Regions from separate parts of the Homo sapiens genome. Here region 1 is linked to region 2. Evidence: chromatin contacts called from ENCODE Hi-C or POLR2A ChIA-PET data. All regions are on one chromosome and are shown on one strand. Each heading gives the region's core, a stretch centred on a gene start or an enhancer-like site at or near the end of the contact. The rest is flanking DNA. Distances are from core to core; before and after follow the strand shown. Region 1 overlaps LOC101929710 (a long non-coding RNA gene). Region 2 overlaps LINC01554 (long intergenic non-protein coding RNA 1554).

What was found. A loop is a pair of places that touch in the nucleus more often than their neighbours do. ChIA-PET counts read pairs that join two places held with the same protein, here RNA polymerase II (POLR2A). Pooled maps may share reads with other maps.
Region 1: a loop to region 2 is called in a pooled map, with 3 times the contacts of the local background. The contact joins two enhancer-like sites. A Hi-C loop is called at or near these places in 1 of 168 maps with a recorded cell type or tissue (Caco-2) and 3 of 50 pooled maps. POLR2A ChIA-PET finds 5 or more read pairs at or near these places in 3 of 52 experiments (HepG2, OCI-LY7 and activated T-cell).

Annotation. Positions count from the first base shown.
Region 1 is chr5:95,987,219-95,991,720 of GRCh38, reverse strand. All of the region lies in intron 1 of LOC101929710 (a long non-coding RNA gene), which reads right to left. LOC105379096 (a long non-coding RNA gene) reads left to right here. Exons shown (of 4, transcript XR_001742447.2): 3 at 3,534-3,623. It also overlaps a transcript of CAST not described here. Among named protein-coding and RNA genes, the nearest start is that of ELL2, 28 kb to the right of the region's middle. RefSeq lists an enhancer at 4,362-4,502. Within about 2 kb of position 2,645, at least 2 of the 41 ENCODE cell types and tissues checked have a DNase peak (open chromatin) inside an H3K27ac peak, as active enhancers do.
Region 2 is chr5:95,856,355-95,860,787 of GRCh38, reverse strand. It overlaps LINC01554 (long intergenic non-protein coding RNA 1554), which reads right to left. Exons shown (of 3, transcript NR_026936.1): 2 at 3,807-3,910; 3 at 655-1,984. Among named protein-coding and RNA genes, the nearest start is that of LINC01554, 6.3 kb to the right of the region's middle. Within about 2 kb of position 1,812, at least 30 of the 41 ENCODE cell types and tissues checked have a DNase peak (open chromatin) inside an H3K27ac peak, as active enhancers do.

The sequences.
Region 1 (4,502 bases), core at 1,396-3,895, 130 kb before region 2:
CAGCCTGGCCAACATGGTGAGATCCCGTCTCCACTAAAAATACAAAAATTAACCGGGAGCAGTGGCACGTGCCTATAATCCCAGCTACTCAGGAGGCTGAGGTAGGAGACTCGCTTGAGCCCTGGAGGCAGAGGTTACAGTGTGCCCAGATCACACCATTACACTCTAGCCTGGGTGACAGAGTGAGACCTTTGTCTCAAAAAAAAAAAAAAAAAAAAAAAAACAAAACTTGTTGTTAACTATAGTCACTCTACTCTGAACATTAGAATGTATTTCTTCTATCAAACTGTATGTTTGTACCCATTAACTAGCCTGGAAAAAACAGACAAATTTATTATCCTTAAAATACCTTTAGAGTATGGTCATCATAACAATCTGTGCTAAGCCAACCTGCAATCTTAAAGTTCACTAACAGCTGGTAGACACACAGCCTGTGATCGTGAAACAAAGCTTTTCTCTGTGTGAAAGGAATAGACTATATGGAATTGATGTCTTCATACTTGGTTAAAATTTCAAATCTTAAGAGACCAAGCATAGGAGAACCATATATTTAATTCTTTATGAAAATTATCCAATGTCCTTGTTGTGGCAAAGTGGGCATCTTTCTGTGCAGCAATAAATTTTTGATGGTAATACAGTTAACTTTTTTGGAAAGCAAATGCACAAGAACCTTTAAACTATTCATATATTTCACCTAGTATTTCCACTTCTGGGACTCTCTCCTGTGGAGAAAACACTAATTAGAGTTAGAAGGAAGAGTGACCCTTAAGTACAAATATTTTCACAAAAGCATTGCTTATAATACTTTTCTAAAATGGGCTCGGTGTGGTGGCTCACACCTGTAATCCTAGTGCTTTGGGTGGCTGAGGTGGGAGTATCACTTGAGCCCTGAAGTTCAAGGCTATAGTGAGCTATGATCACACCACTGCATTCTAGCCTGGGTGACAGTGAGACACCATCTCTAAAAATAAAGATAAAAAATTAATTAATTTTTTAAATGATACTATGTAAAATATCCAATAAGAAGATAAATGCTTATATTCACATAATCATTTTTAAATGTTTATAAAAAGTTTTTGACATTATAATGTTAAGCATATATAATATGCTGTATGAGCTCAACTCTAATTTCTTTTAAGTGTAGAACAAAAAGACTAGAAGATAATATAATAATTTTAAAGGTGACTGGTGGGACTGTAGATGTTTCCTTTTTCTTCTTTCTACTATTTTTCAATAGTAAGCCAAGAAAACAGTAAGATATTTTTAATATTATAAAAACAAACCTTATTATTGAATTTTTGATCCAGAAAAGAAAAAACTTCAGAATACTAGTTTGCCCCTATACTTTATTGATAAGGAAACTTCCTCATCAAATTGTTTAAACTCCCTATATCTCCTATTGATAAGGAAACTTCCTTTAAACTAAGTGAGCTCACAAAGCAAGTTGGCAATTCTCTAAAACTGACATTTCCTGACTCTGGACATGATACTATATTTTGGTCATTTTTGCTGTGTTCCAGACTCCATTTCTAGGCTTAAGGGAACAGACATGGTTCACATCAGCAAGATTTAATTAAAATAATTTTTAAATTATTAAATAAAATATTTCAAGCTTATTTTTAACATGAATGCTCTAGAATCTGGAAAATGGAAGGAATCTTAGAGTTGTGTTTCCAGTGAATATTTCAAAGGGTGAGTAGAAGTGGAATTTTATTCTAAAAAGCTTTCTAGTTTTGAGATTTAAGGGTCTAATAAAGAACTCATGTTACATTTTATTTATTAAAAGCTCACTGTTTCCTTGTTAGAGTTATTACTGTTTGCTTGCAGTTACCCAAACAGACATGGCAGGGTACAACAAGATCTTGTAAATCAGGACTTTCTGTTCTGAATGGGTTCATCTTTACTGTTGACCTCTCAGCTAATGGTATAGTACCTGATAATTATCTACTAAATCATACATTGGACATAATGATCTTTAACTTACCTTCAAATATCCCAAACAATTTTTCCTAAAGTCTTTCTAAATTAAAAAAAAAGAAGACATTTATAACTTAACATTTCATATCCCTGGAAGATAATCCAATGGGAATATATAAGGTTAATAGAGTGTTCTTATCAAAAGTGATCTGGTCTGTTTGACTTACTGTTTGGAGTCCAGGTAATCAGGCCTATTTACTAGTTTAAGAATGTTCAGCAATTAGCAGTGTTCAAACAGCACCAATCTGCTATGTTATTTCAGCTGGGAAAGCAGCTTATATGAACCAATACGGCTTCCTTTCTAAAAATAAATGACAGCACTTTCTACTCACTGGGGAGCTGGTCCTTGGTCCTTTAGGCATGTCACACTGTCACAGTGCATAACAAAACAAAAGAGTGTGAAACATCTAAATAATTAAAAACCCAAAAGATATATCATGCTCTCAGATTTAAAAAAATAATAATAAAGTAACTTTGCCAACAGAAACATTATTGCAGGAAGACAAAACAAATATAAAGTGAATTTAAGAGGTTGTCTCTTTTCCATCAAGAACAACTACCTTCCTTGTTTTTAAGGCGGCTTAGTTATATTAGCAATTTTTAACACAGGGTACCTCAAATCAACAATCCCTTGCTTTTTAGACTTTGACACTTCCCCAGCTGCTAGGCCTGTGCTTAACTAAACAAGTACAGTAGCACAAGTGGAACATTTATGTAACATAGGAACTATAAATGTTCTTTTAAAAACAGGCCCACTCGTTCCAAAAGATATGACAAAGAAACAAGAGCATTACGTTTTTTAAATAGCTTCAAAATTCCTATGAGGAATGTATATTTTCTTCTACTTGCTGAAGTTAAAAGTGTCATATCATCTGTTTGCTGATGATAAAATGTCCTTTCTAAACAATTTTTTAAAAATTCACTGAGCATTTATCGGGTGTCAGATTCTATTCTAAAGAGTTTATGCGTATTCTGTCACTTAATCTTTGCAATAACCTTATGAGGTGTGGTTACCAACATTTATCCCTATTTTGCAAATGGAAAGACTGAGACTTAGAAAGGTAAAGAAACCCATCCAACATCAGTTAGCTATAGCAAATACTGGAGCATGGTTTGCACTCAGACCATCTGACTTCAGAGTCTCCACTATGGGTAAATCAAAATAATACTAAGGAGTTTTTTTGAATAAAAGAGCTGTCAAAATATCTGAAATAAATATTACAGATAATAAAATCATCAAACATGTTCTATGTATGACTTTTATTTTCTCAGTTACAGACACTTATTTAGGGACTTCCCTTATCATTGCCAGCTCCTTCTTTCACCTTGTACCCCTTTCTCTTGATCACACACACTCACGCACACACACACACATACCGGCAGCTTCATTGTATACTGCCTGTGGTAGGAACAAATAGGGCAGAAAGAAGTTAATGTTCCACTTTAACAAATGGATTAAATGGTAAGTGTAGCCCCAGAACTGGTGGGAGGGAAGGGAGAAAAGATCATTATTTGTAGAATCGATTACATGTTCCCACTTGCTTGTTTACTTCTAGGTAAACTCATTTATAGGTATATAGAAACAAGCAAAAATGTCTCCACACAAGGGATGATTCCTGGATTTCCTTTACTTTTCTGCCCAAGCCGTAAGTCTTGCTACTTACCTGACAAAAGCTAATGTAGTGGATTTTCTAGAACAGAGTTAAAGATAAATTTTCCCTTAATAAACTTGGATCTTAGTAAAGTAGATCCTGTAGAATGTAGATCAGCACTTTCTAGTCTCTAGAACTTTCTGCAATGAAGGAAACATTTGATATCTCTGCTGTCCAATATGGTAGCCACTAGTCACATATGGCTGCTGAGCACTTTAAATGTGGCTAGTGCAATTGGGGAACCAAATTTTTACCTTTATCTAACTTTTAAATAGTCACGTATAGCTAATGGCTATCATATTGGACAGCACAGCAATAGACCCATCTCAATTACAATTCATTGAGTATCTACTGTGTGCCACATGGCTACCTTTGAGGAAGATACAATTTGGTCCCAATTTTACAGATAGAGAAACTAAGGCTCAGAGAGACTAAGTGACTTGTCCACAGATTTACAACTAATAAGTAGTAAATTCTGGATATTACATCTACATCTGTCCCTCTCAAGGCCTGATGCTTTTACACAACCTGTGGTTCTCAACACTGGCTGTGTACTAGTTGGTGTGCTCTTCAAAAATACTCATCCCCAGGTCCCACTCCCCAGAAATTTTTGTTTAATTGGTTGGAGGCAGCGCCTAGGCACGTGCATATCTCCGAAATTTCCCTGTACAACATCATCAGGTTGACTGACGCCCCCTATTCTAGTACAGGAAAACTATTTCCAAAAGGTAGTTGTGATGAGGTTCTACCTCTTCTCTCAAGCATGGTTAACAGGTTAGTGCTGAAAGAGAGAGAGAGAAAAAAAAGAAAGGGTCACACTCCTTTGTTTTACAGATCAAAGTATGAAACCAAGAGAGGCTACTCTAAGCTAAG
Region 2 (4,433 bases), core at 563-3,062:
GGCTAATTTTTGTATTTTTAGTAGAGATGGGGTTTCGCCATGTTGGCCAGGCTGGTCTCAAACTCCTGACCTCAGATGATTCACCCGCCTGGGCCTCCCAAAGGGCTGGGATTACAGGCATGAGCCACCGCGCCCGGCCAGAATTCTTTTTTTTCCTTTCAACTACAATATGTTTTTCTGAGTGAGGAAGAAAGAGAATTTACATCACAAGGCAAAAAATACTCATAATATTGCATGCATCCATGGGAGAATATATTACAATACGAGCACCATTTTCCCTGGGTGCCAGGGGTGGGGCAGTTTAGCTGGAAAAGCTAAATTCTGCTCCACTTGGATTGAAAACGTTCAGATGTTTTGTTTATGTGTTTGCTTTCTTGCTTATTCACCTACGACATCTAATCCTTTAGTCTGAATAGTATCCAGTGAATACACTCCTGTCCCTCTCCTCAGTCCTCACCCAAATGCAGTAAAGCAAGAGATCAGCAGGGCAGCCAGAGAGCCCACACCAGTGAGGCCAGGAAAGAAAACAGAGCTCAAGAGGGTCCACATGAAGGTTTCCTTCCTTATCTAGTCCCCAGAGGCTTTTTTTTCTAAGTAAAACTCCCAAAGAACTAAAAACAAAGGAAACACAAAAAATTCAACGTGGTATAGAAATTTCGGTAGAAGAACTTTTATTGAACAGTAAGATTCAAGATTTCACCAGGTGAGAGGGGGAATTGAAAATTAGTAGAAAAATTCCAAGGGGACCAGTTAGCCACAACAAAGAATGGGGTTCAGGGAACTTCTTAGGGATGTATCTTCCCCTCAATACAGGTAGAGGAGCAGCATCAGAAGCAGGGCGTTGGAGAGAGGCATAGAAGAGAATCACCTTCTCCTGGCCCACGCAAGCTACCTGGTGTACCTTCAAGTTCAGGCCAGCTGCTGTTCCTGCCCGCTCTTGGAGATGAAAAGGTTTCCCATGCCCCCACCTCCTCCCGAGTTAATTCTCTCCAGGTGCTTCTCTTGATGTAAACCCAGGGTGCTATTAGCAGGCTCCTTGTTCTCTTGCTCAAATCCTTTCCAACCTTTCCAACCTGTGGAGCTCTGCTGTTTCTAATTTCTAACCCCCATCTTGTTTCTTTCCCCCAATATTGAATTCTGCCATAATCTTCAGATCAACTCTAGTTGTCTCCATTTTTTTTCTGAATGCTAAAACCTTCCAGCCGTCTTCTCTTCCACTCCCTGACCACTCACGAGTCACCTGCATTTCTTACCCCAGTCGTCATCCTTGTTTCCATGAACGATCCTCTCCAGGGCTTCCTGCCAGAAAAGTATTTTGCAAGTTTCATTTGAATTTCTACACAGTATAATTCTGAACATGTAAATAATATATAAAGTCAACCTATGTTTGGAGCTAAGAGTGACAACAATCTCTCACACTACAGATCCGTCCCAAATTGGTAATGCCCTAAAAATGCTAATAAAAATAAGGTGCTTGTGAAATACTCAAATCCCTTCAGTTAGTACAAAAACAACTGGTGACCTAAAAATTCAAGGAATGGCCCAGAGTAAAGGGAAATGTAATGTTGACTCTGGTTTACAGAAAGTGAATCTGAGTCATGGCAGATCCTGAAATTTCACATGAACTCATTCTGCCTGTAAATGCCCCAGCATCAATAGTGAGCAAACGTGCATTCTGGCCAGCCAGGCAGAAGCACTTTGTTTTCCATTGTGCGGTGACGCCAGATCCCCATTGCTTCTGACAAAGGCCCTCGTCAAGCCTGTGTGTCATCGTTTGCGTTTGCCACAGCTGCAGCGGGGTGCGCGCAGACCCACTTCCCGACTGCTCATCAACCGACCTCCCTGGGGCCGAGAGGCAAGCCGGGTCCGCGCGGGGTGCAGCGCCACCTGCTGGAATTCATGCGATGGAGCAGCAGCCTGAAGTGGCTGCGGAGTCCAGAAGTCCTGTCCTTGAGGTTTGCTTTCAGACAACGGCCAGTCCTGACTGCAAGAACAAAAACACTAGCAGAAATATGCACCCGTTACGCAAACCAGCCCTTAAGGCTGCACATGATCCTTTCCCCACTACAGAATGTGGTGTGGCGTGTATATGTGCACCAGTGAGTATGTGGGGGGAGAGGGGGTACACCCATTTGTGGTGGGGGGGGTATAATGTGGTGTGTTCATGTGCGGTGTCTGTGCATGACCTCTCAAAGGTAGGAAAAGTGGCATCGTCGTCATACTCCTTGTTGGATTGGTAAGGAATTGTTCAGTTGACAGAGATTTTGATATAACTTGTTCCATTTATTTCCTCGCTACGCCGTTCAAGTAGATAAAACGTTCTCGACCAAATGAATTGCCAGTGCTCTGGCTCTCTAGAAGAATTACTCATGACCTAACCACGCTGGAGGCTGACAGCTAACTAATGATCTTTCCCTCTTTTCAAAAGACTTTGCCCATATGGGAACAAAGACTGTCATGATCCCCCAGCCAGGCAGGGCTGGCCCTGGGCTTGGAGGAGGCGATGAAGTAAGACACAGGCAGCTATGGGAAGAAGTCAACCACTTCCACGAGGCCAATTGTGGGTGTCTCAGGAAACAGACAAGTTGCGAGTCTATGTTTTTGCCAGATCCTCTGCCCCTTTAGAGACGTGCTCGCATGTCACATGCGTGAGGCAACTTTCCGTGCCTAGGAGGTTACTGACTTAAACCCAGGGACACTTGTTGAAGTGGGAGGCCTGACAGACAAAGGCAAAGGTGTTTGATGAATGGCTCTGCTGGCTGGTGATGTGGAAGTGTTTGCTGACAGTTCGAGAAACACCAGGGAGCCAACAGATTAAGTGTTCTGTATTTTCCTGGCTACTAAATAATAACTACAGTTTCCTGAGGGTTTACTCATGCCAGGCAGAAGGCTAAGTGCTTTACCTTTGTTTTTTTGTTCATGAAATCCTCAAAACTGCTCTATAAGCCATGCACTATGATCAGCCCTGCTTTCCCGATGAGGAAACTGAGGCCCAGAGGGGTAAGTTCCCTGCCTAAGGTTACACAGCTCAGGAGTAAGGGGAGGACTCAGGTCTCTGCGGGCCAAAGGCCAGGCTCCTGATGCTGACCCTCCTGCTTCCCTGCCATTAGTGCCCTGCGAGGCCCGGACCTGCCCTCTATTTTCCCGCTCATTTTAGGGCCACAGTGACTCACCAGCCATGTGCCCATACCACTCATTTTCACAGAGCCCTGGAGTATGAGAGCAGGGCTTGAGGAAAGAGCTTTCGTTCACTTTGTTTTGAGCCAGGACAACAGACTGGGAAGTGGTTGGAACACACAGTTCTGGGTCAGAGGTCAGAGAACAGACAGGACTCCAAAGGCTAAAACAAACAAGATTTCTCACAGCAGCTCTGGCCGCGTTGAGACCCACGGGCTGGGGCTGGCCAGTCTGTCCCCACGTGGGATAGACTGTGTCCAGAAGGGTGGCCTGGCCTGCTCCTGGCTAGAGCAGATGAGGAAACCACTGTCCTGGATTCAGCTCCCAGTTCTGCCACATTCCAGCTGAGGGCCTGTGGGACAGTCGTGAAGAGCCACATATGGCAATGTCATCTCTCAGGAACCCAAGACGCCAAGGCCCCTCACTGTAATGTGGCAATAACGCCAGCTAGCATGCAGAACTGTTGTGGGGTAATGAATGGAAGCTAATGTATGAGAAGGAGCTGTTACACTCCAGGACTCTAGATACCAAATTTTATGGTTATCAGTTTCACAGCAAAAAAAAAAAAAAAAAAAAAAGAAAGTACTCTTATTCTCAAATTATTCTTATTAGTTCTGGTGTGCACTTACATGAGAAATGGCAAAGGGATATTCTGCTTGCAGTCTTTTGCCCTCTGGCAAAAACTTTCCAGACAGGGTGTCATCGTGTGCAGCTTCCGTGATGCAGTTTGATCCTGATAGGTAACAAGAGTGACACGTTTTATCAGAATCTTTTTACATGGCTCAAGGTCACTTCCACCGACACCAGTGCTATTAATATTTCCCCCATTAAGCCAACCCGTCCTAAGAGCCAAAGAGAATACCATAGTTCCAGGTTTCGGTTTGAAGGTGCTGATGGATGAGAGTAGAAGGGAGTGAATGAGGAAGCCCAGACCTTCCTGCAGGAGCAGGGAAGCAAGACCCAGGCCAGCACTGCCCACCCCCCAATAGCCTTCCCAAGGGTGAGGGGCAGCCATGCGGAAACTGGCACTCACTAGGCCAAGACAGCACAGGCCTCCAACCTTCAGACAAAAGCCTTTTGTCTGGGAGGTGCTGGGGGACACCACACAATGCTGTTTCTTTCTAAATTATTTTTTTCCCCTGAATGCTATCTAGATCCTGGAAATCTATTTCCATGAAATGATTTTAAAATATCCTATATGATAATTGAACGCTTGTCATCAACATGAATGTCCAACATTAGGGGCATGGTTAAGT